Regions from separate parts of the Mus musculus genome. Here region 2 is linked to region 1. Evidence: chromatin loops called from intact Hi-C (ENCODE). Cell type or tissue: left cerebral cortex. All regions are shown on one strand.

Region 1 (4,000 bases):
TTCCATGTCTTGTGGCTCCATCTCCAGGGTCTCCAGGGGTATCTGATGCCTTTGGCCTCTGTAAGCATCTGCACTCATGTGCACATACACACAGACAAATAACTTAGAATAGATCAAGGGGCCAGAGAGATGGCTCTCTAGTAAAGTGCACTTGTGGCTCTTGCAGAGGAACACGGTGGCTTACAACTCTCCCTCACACCAGTTCTAGGGAGAACCAATGAATCTAATGACCTTTTCTGACCTCTGTGGGTGCTAGGCATGCACAGGGTACACATACACTCTTGCAAGCAACACACACACACGTGCACACACACGCACGTGTGCCACAAAGACAGACACAAAATAGATAAATCTAAATAATAATACATTTTTAGCAGCTATAAATGTGAGTGTGGGGCTGGAGAGGTGAGCAGCTAAGAGTATTTGCTGCTCCTGCTGAGTACCTGGGTTTAGTTTCTAGCCCCCACCTGGCAGCTCACAAACTGGATTTGGTTCCCAATGCCCTCATGGTAGCTCACAAGCATCTGTAATTCCAGCTCCAGAGACTCCATCTTCCTCTTCCAGCCTTCTTGCTCTTCCTCCTTTTCTTCCTCTTATTCCTTTTTTTTCCTTCTTCTCGTAAAGAGGGAGGAAATATTTGCATGTGCTTAAATATAACTAAAGCAACTCTGGAAAGAGTTATCGAAAACTAAGACAAGGCTAAGCAGATGTCGAGGTCCCCTGTAGCTGTCAATCATGGCCAGTTAACTTTTCCCTGCTCTTCAACTTCACTGTGGCTGTGGAGCCCTTGGTGCTATCTCTTTCCAGTAAAACTCTTCTGCTCTGAACATTGAGAGAAAGGATTTGGGTCCAAGGGTTGCTGCTTTTACAGAATTATTCCAGGATGCATGTGCTAGGGTTGGCAGCTTCACATACATGATCATCCATACCATGTGTCACTGGCAGCAAGTCCATCGACGAGGAGAAATTTGAGGCTGCAAATGTCGTTCTGAAACATACAAGTCATGGGATCTTGTGTGTGGCCAATGCTGGACCAAGCCTAAGTGGTTCCTAGTTCTCCCTCTCACTGCCAAGACTGAGAGGTTAGATGGCAGGTGTGTGCTGGGAAGGGGCACAGTGGCATGAACGTTCAATGTGGAAGCCGTGGAGCACTATGGGTACAGGAATGGCACAGCCAGCAGGAGGCCTACAGTGCTCACTGTGGACAGCGCTAATGCTTTTGACTTGTGTGTATCTCAACCACCGAACACTCCTGCAGCTCAGGAGAGCACCCTCCGCCCCATCTACTGGATGCATCCCATAAGCTTTGTGGCCTCACAAGAGTCCTCTGTGGTCCAACTTTTCCTCACCCCCCTCCAAGTCTAGCTGGATTGCAGAATTAAGTGTATGATTATGAATAAGGACTAAATAAGAAGGGGCTAGAGAGATGGCTCAGTGGTTAAGAGCACTGGATGCTCTTCCAGAGGTCCTGAATTCAATTCCCAACAACCACATGGTGGCTCATAGCCATTGGTAATGGGATCTGATGCCCTATTTTGGTATATCTGAAGACAGCTACAGTGTACTCATATACATAAGATAAATCTTTAAAAAAAGTTTTAAAAACTAAGAAAACAAAACAAACAAACAAAAAAACTACAAACAAACCCCAAACAAACAAGATAGAAACTATTCAAGGGCCATCAGGAATAACCGGGCAAATAGGGCTTTCCCTGTGTGCTCAGAAACCTTGTGAAGTGGGCAATGTTTGTTTTAAAGTGTACTCAAGGATTGGTTTTAATCAGGTGACATATTGAGACAGAAGTGGTCATGACAAGGAAGAAGTTTATTGTGCTCAGAAACAGGTCATAGCACGGGGGGGGGGGGGTCCCATGGGAAGGCGTGGGGTGAGGGGCGTGGGTGGAGGGGGAGCTGGTCAGGAGACAAAGGGATTGAATGCCAACACGAGTCTTACTGTGTTTTCTGTGGGGTGAAGCAGGTGAGGCAGGGTCTGAGAGTTTGGGATTGGCCAGAGTGGAAAACTGCAGTGTCCCCAGATCACATAAGGGACCACGGCTTCCTGGGGTGAGCAGGGTGGGGAATAGTGGGCTGGATGTAAAAGGCAGAGGAGATATAGTTTGGGCTTCTGATTGATTCGTTTTGCACAGGAACGCCTTGCTATTCCTTTTCTCTTTAGAAACTGGCTAGCTCTGGGAAGGACAGCCTCTGTGGTCGTCAAGGCCTCCAGGATGTCAGAGGATCAGGGATTACAGGGAATTTTAAAAGTAAGAAATGGCTAGTGTGGTGGCACACACCTTTATGAGCACTTGGAAGGCAGAAGCAGACAGATCTCTGCAAGTTCGAGGTCAGTGTTGTCTACATAGCAAGTTCTAGGCCAGCTAGGGCTACATAGTGAAACCTTGTCTCAAAAGTCCAAACTATAAAGAAAGAAGAAAAGAAAACACAAAACAAGATCATGGATACAGTGGTGCAAGTGAAATGATTTTAGCTATTAATGTAAGAGTGTATGTGAGGGCTGGAGAGATGGCTCAGGGGTTAAGAGCACTGACTGCTTTTCCAGAGGTCATGAGTTCAAATCCCAGCAACCACATGGTGGCTCACAACCATCTGTAATGAGATCTGATGCCCTCTTCTGGTGTGTGAAGACAGCTACAGTGTACTTACATATAATAAATAAATAAATAAATAAATAAATATCTTAAAAAAAAAAAAGAGTGTACGTGATCCTGTTGGGATTGTAGTCTGCCCTTTCAGATACGCTAGCAGGCTCTTCATGGCCAGGTCTTTGTGTTATATGCCTCTGGTCCAGGGTAGGCCCAGGGTGGATTCTGTTTCATAAAAGCTGACAGTTGTCTCCTTCAAGACATTAATTACTTTGCGGATTTAACTGTCCAGTATGGTAGTCACTAACACATGGTGAGCTGAGCGAACATTTGAAATGCAGCTAGTCAAGACAGGAGATGTACTAGGAGTGTGAACCACACAGCATTTAGAAAAGTTAATATCCCCCCTCCCCAAATGTAACTATTGCATTAATACATTTTTTGTATGGTTTTTTGAGACAGGGTTTCTTTGTGTAGCCCTGGCTGTCCTGGAACTCACTTTGTAGACTAGGCTGGCCTCGAACTCAGAAATCCGCCTGCCTCTGCCTCCTGAGTGCTGGGATTAAAGGCATGTGCCACTATGCTCGGCTGCATTAATACTTTTTTATAGTGATTATATGTTGAATCTAACAAAACATGATAATTAATCTCGTTTTTCTTTCTCCCTCACTCATTTCTCTCTCATGTCCCTTTTTCCTTTTCCCCCTTCTAGCATCTCTTGCCGCCTTCCTTCCTCCCATTCTCTTTCCTTCTATTGTTTTCTTCCTTTTTTCTTTCCTCTCTTCTTTCTCCAGAGCCTGTGTGGTTTGTAGAAAAAACTGAGCCACGGTTCCCATCTATCTCATCAAAAGCATTATTCCAGAGGAGTGCTTCTCCACCCGTGGATCTCCACTCCTTTGGGGGGTTGAACGACCCTTTCACAGGGTCTCCTGAGACCATCGGAAAACACAGATATTTACATTATGATTCATAATGGTAGCAAAATCACAGCTGTGAGGTAGCAATGAAAACAATTTTGTGATTGGGGAACAGCACAACACGACAAACTTTTAAAGGGTCGCAGCGTTAGGGAGGTGGAGAAGCTCTGCTCAGAGCTTTGGATGGTAGTCACCCTCATCGTGTCTTGATGTATTCCTCAAACTGTGTATAAACTCTCAGGTGGCCGTTTACACTTCTTGCCACAAAAATAAACCATGGAACGTTGTAAGGATTTGGAAAAGGATGAACTCACCTTGGCTTTTAAGCTCACTGGGCAGAAGGAAGAGTGAGTTAAGCATGTGGATTGACCACACGAGCTCACTCTCTGTCATTCCTCCTGAGTTCACATAACCAACAAACAAACAGTTTTAGGACACAGAGAAGTGACAACAAACGTGACATCCGGACAGTTTTGAAGC
Region 2 (4,000 bases), 63 kb before region 1:
GGTACGCTGGGCTTGGAACTGGCTGAGGAAATGTCAGGCCGGCAGAACAGAGAAGAAAACCAAAATAGCAATTGTGTGGACAGCGCTGGTAACACAGATCTACCCTTCTGGATGGGGTGGAGGGAGCACAGGAGGCCTTTCCAGGGGCTGTGTCAAGAGAACTTGGAGGGAACTTTGGGAACCTAGCTGCTGGCGCGGGGCCTTCCCACTATCTTCTCTGGGGCACCTGGGAACTCTTGGCCCTTTCCTGGAACCAGCCACTTACATCAGATTCTGCTTCGTGCAACTCTGCAAGAGCAGTTTTTTTTGGTTTGGTTTGGTTTTGGTTTGTTTTAAGATTAATATTGACAGGCCTATAATACCAGCACCCAGGAGGAGAGGCAGGAGGATGGTGAATTCAAAACTAGATTCTATTACATATCAAGACCTTATCCGTCTTTAATCCCAGCACTTGGGAGGCAGAGGCAGGTGGATTTCTGAGTTCAAGGCCAACCTGGTCTATAGAGTGAGTTCCAGGACAGCCAGGGCTACACAGAGAAACCCTGTCTTGAAAAACCAAAACAAAAAAGACCTTATCACCCCAAAATTAAATAACCAGTTGCTATTTGTTTACCTGTTGGAGTTCTGGCCAGCCTTTCTTGTAGTAGTTAAGTAAAAATGTGTGAATTCTCAACTTGAGGCCAGTTGTAGGAGGTGCCCTCTAGGTCAGTGTGTGCCCACTCTGAGGGCTAGAAATCTGGTGTTTTCTCTCCCAGGGAAAGGTCATTCTAAACACACAGCTGTTTGGTTCTTAGGCTAGATAGTTTTACATTTATTTCACCCACCAAATATTTACTGGAATTTATTTTGACCTGGATATTGTCCAGGGCTCCAGCAAGGAAGCACCACCCTCCCTAGCCTCAGGGAGCATGCAGTCCAGCAGAGGGACAGGAGTTACCAAGGACAGCTATGGATGGAAGAAGATCGAACATGCTGCGAAGAAAAGCTGAACGGGCCGGCCACGGGCTCGGTTGGTAGAGTGTTTGACCGGTCAGCATACAGCCCTGGGTTCAGCCCCCAGCATGACCTGAAATCAATATCTTCAGCTACACAGCAAGCGTGAGACCGGGTCTTGCTTTAGAAGGGAAGGTAGAGGGGGAAGGATGGAAGAGAGGAGAAAAGGAAAGGAAGTGGAGATGAAGCCTTGGTCTGAGGGAGGTGGTCAGAGAAGGCTGACTCCGTGGTGTGCTGTACGACAAACCATCTGAGAACCGGAGCAAACCAGTTGTTTTTCATCTTGAGATTCCACAGGGTAACTGGGCTCAGGTGGCTCCTCTCCTTGAGGGCTGGTGTCACCTGCATCTTAATTGGCAGTTCACTCACCTCTGAGATATTGGTAGAGATGGCTAGAAAGTAGCTCAGCCTTGACTCTAGCTGCATATGTATCAAAAGATGGCCTAGTCGGCCATCACTGGAAAGAGAGGCCCATTGGACACGCAAACTTTATATGCCCCAGTACAGGGGAACACCAGGGCCAAAAAGGGGGAGTGGGTGGGTAGGGGAGTGGGGGTGGGTGGGTATGGGGGACTTTTGGTATAGCATTGGAAATGTAAATGAGCTAAATACCTAATAAAAAATGGAAAAAAAAAAAAAAGAAAGTAGCTCAGCAGGGACTACCTGCTGCCTTCCATGATTGCAGGGCCAGTTTATGGGGACTTTCAGTCAGGATAGGCAGACTTCCATGTGAGTGTGAATGTGTGTGTGTGTGTGTGTGTGTGCGTGCGCAGGCAGAATTTCACAGTCCAGGCTGGCCTCACACAATCTTCCTGCCTCAGCCTCCCAAGTGCTGGGATTGCTAGACCTCTTACCTAGTAGCTCAAGAGTTCCCAAGTCAAAGCTCCCAAGACATCTGGAGACTTAGCCTGTGTACTGGCTGGTTTTGTGTGTCAACTTGACACAGCTGGACTTATCACAGAGAAAGGAGCCTCCCTTGAGGAAATGCCTTCATGAGATCCAGCTTTAAGACATTTTCTCAATTAGTGATCAAACAGGGAGGGCCCAGTCCATTGTGGTTGTTGCCATCCCTGCACTGGTAGTCTTGGGTTCTTTAAGAAAGCAAGCTGAGCAAGCCAGTAAGCGGCATTCCTCCATGGCTTCTGCGTCTACCCCTGCCTCTAAGTTCCTACCCTGTGCGAGTTCCTGTCCTGACTTCCTTTGGTGCTGAACAGCAATGTGGAAGTGTAAGCTGAAAAAACCCTTTCCTCTCCAACTTGCTTCTTAGTCATGATGTTTTGTGCAGGAATAGAAACCCTGACTAAGACAGCCTGGAATTGCCTTTTGCAGTATTCTGTTGGCTGAATTGAGTTCAAGAGCTACTTTACAGTTTGTATAGGGACACCCATACAGGGCAGGGAACACTAGAAGCCATGACTCACTCTGGACTAGCCATCCAGAAAGCTTCACTGTGTATGTATATGGAGGTCAGAATAAAGAGAAAAGCCAGTAAGACGGTGTGAAGAGGGCCTGAGATTAGGATGCACTTAGGATGTGTGAGAAAAGAGTGAGGTGCCAGCTGAGTGAGCAAGGGCTAGAGAAGCTGGTGATGAGGTCAGCAGGCAGCCAGGAGCTGGACCACTTTGGTCCTACAAGCCAAAGAAAAGGATAAAGGATGTTAGAGTTACTGTCAGTGCGGCAGAAAGCGGGTGAGCAGATGTGACTATTGTTACACTACCTTCATCCTACAAGCCATGGAAGGGGATGCTACTGTTAGTGTGGCAGGAAGCAGTAGGGAGCTTAGCCACCACCATCACCCTCAATGCTGGGTTGGGTTTGAGTTGGAGCCTCTCACGGACCTCTCATGAAGACCTCCTAAGATCACCCTGCATCCTACTCTTGGGATTTTCCATATACCTCTGCTTGAAGCATTCTCCATGGCACAGGGTACATACCACATATCCTAAGGATCTGTCTTATTGACTGTCTGCCTTTTCCCTACAGAATGTAAACTCCAAGTGGGCAAGGATCTTTGCTTCAGCTGTGACCCATAACAAATGAGGAATTGTTAAACCAATCAGGCAAACCTCTGTCAGCCTAGCTGACTCTGTCACAAGGTTTGCTGTGTGCAAAGGCCTCAGCGACTACTGAATCAGTCTGAACTAGCTCAGCAGCAACAGGGTGGTTTTTATAGTTCTGTTCAGCTTGTATAGAAGACACCGTCCAGTAAGCAATTATGCAGGGCAAAAGAAAAAGAAAGAAAAAGAAGGCCTTGGAAGCAATCCAAACAGTGTCTAAAGGCCACAGGACAAACCCTCATTCACCTGATTTGGGTACACTTGATAAGCTGGCAGGAAACAGTGAACGGCCAGCATAACCTGGAAAGCCCTCGTTGAAGGAGGAGGGGCCAGGACAAGATGGAGGACAGCGGCTGCCTGCAACGGAAAAGCAGAAAACAAACCTGGGGACAGGAGGCCCTGTTTCCAAGCTGCCTGATCTAGAGCCACACCGGGAGGCGAGCAGGCTGGGAACCTCAGGGGCACTCCCAAGGTCGTGCCTGCAAACTGACTATCAACAGCTAGCATCTGAAGCCAGGCAGTGGTGGCTCATGCCTTTAATTCCAGCACTTGGGAGGCAGAGGCAGGTGGATTTCTGAGTTCAAGGCCAGCCTGGTCTACAGAGTAAGATCCAGGACAGCCAGGGCTACACAGAGAAACCCTGTCTTGAAAAAACCAAACAACAAACAAACAAACAAAAAAACCAGTTAGCATCTGTATTGGTCACAACATGTTTGTTTGTCTGTTTTTTAGACCGGATCTCATCAGGTAACTCAGCCTGGCCTCAAACTCAACAGCCTTAATGCCTCAGCCTCTATCATGCTTGAGGTGTGTGCCACCATCTGGGTTCCTTACATTAATCACAATCACACATAAAATAATACATCTCAATTTTTTTTTTATGTGTGTGGAAGTGCCTGCACGCATGCAGATGTGCCATCTGTGTGCCTGATGCTACTGGAGGCCAGAAG

Evidence for each region. A loop is a pair of places that touch in the nucleus more often than their neighbours do. Peaks named below come from ENCODE experiments on the same cell type or tissue, not always from the same donor. Only the 100,000 strongest peaks of a DNase experiment are listed, where the experiment ranks them.
Region 2: it touches region 1 in a loop (5-fold over the local background); 6 of 42 quality-filtered maps call a loop at or near these places.

The regions. Positions count from the first base shown.
Region 1 is chr2:144,355,107-144,359,106 of GRCm38, forward strand. It overlaps the pseudogene Gm11700. Among named protein-coding and RNA genes, the nearest start is that of Pet117, 12 kb to the right of the region's middle. In left cerebral cortex, no CTCF peak of the experiment used is centred here; no DNase peak of the experiment used is centred here.
Region 2 is chr2:144,292,202-144,296,201 of GRCm38, forward strand. No RefSeq gene overlaps it. Among named protein-coding and RNA genes, the nearest start is that of Mgme1, 23 kb to the left of the region's middle. In left cerebral cortex, no CTCF peak of the experiment used is centred here; a DNase peak (open chromatin) is centred at 2,288; H3K27ac peaks cover 2,149 bases.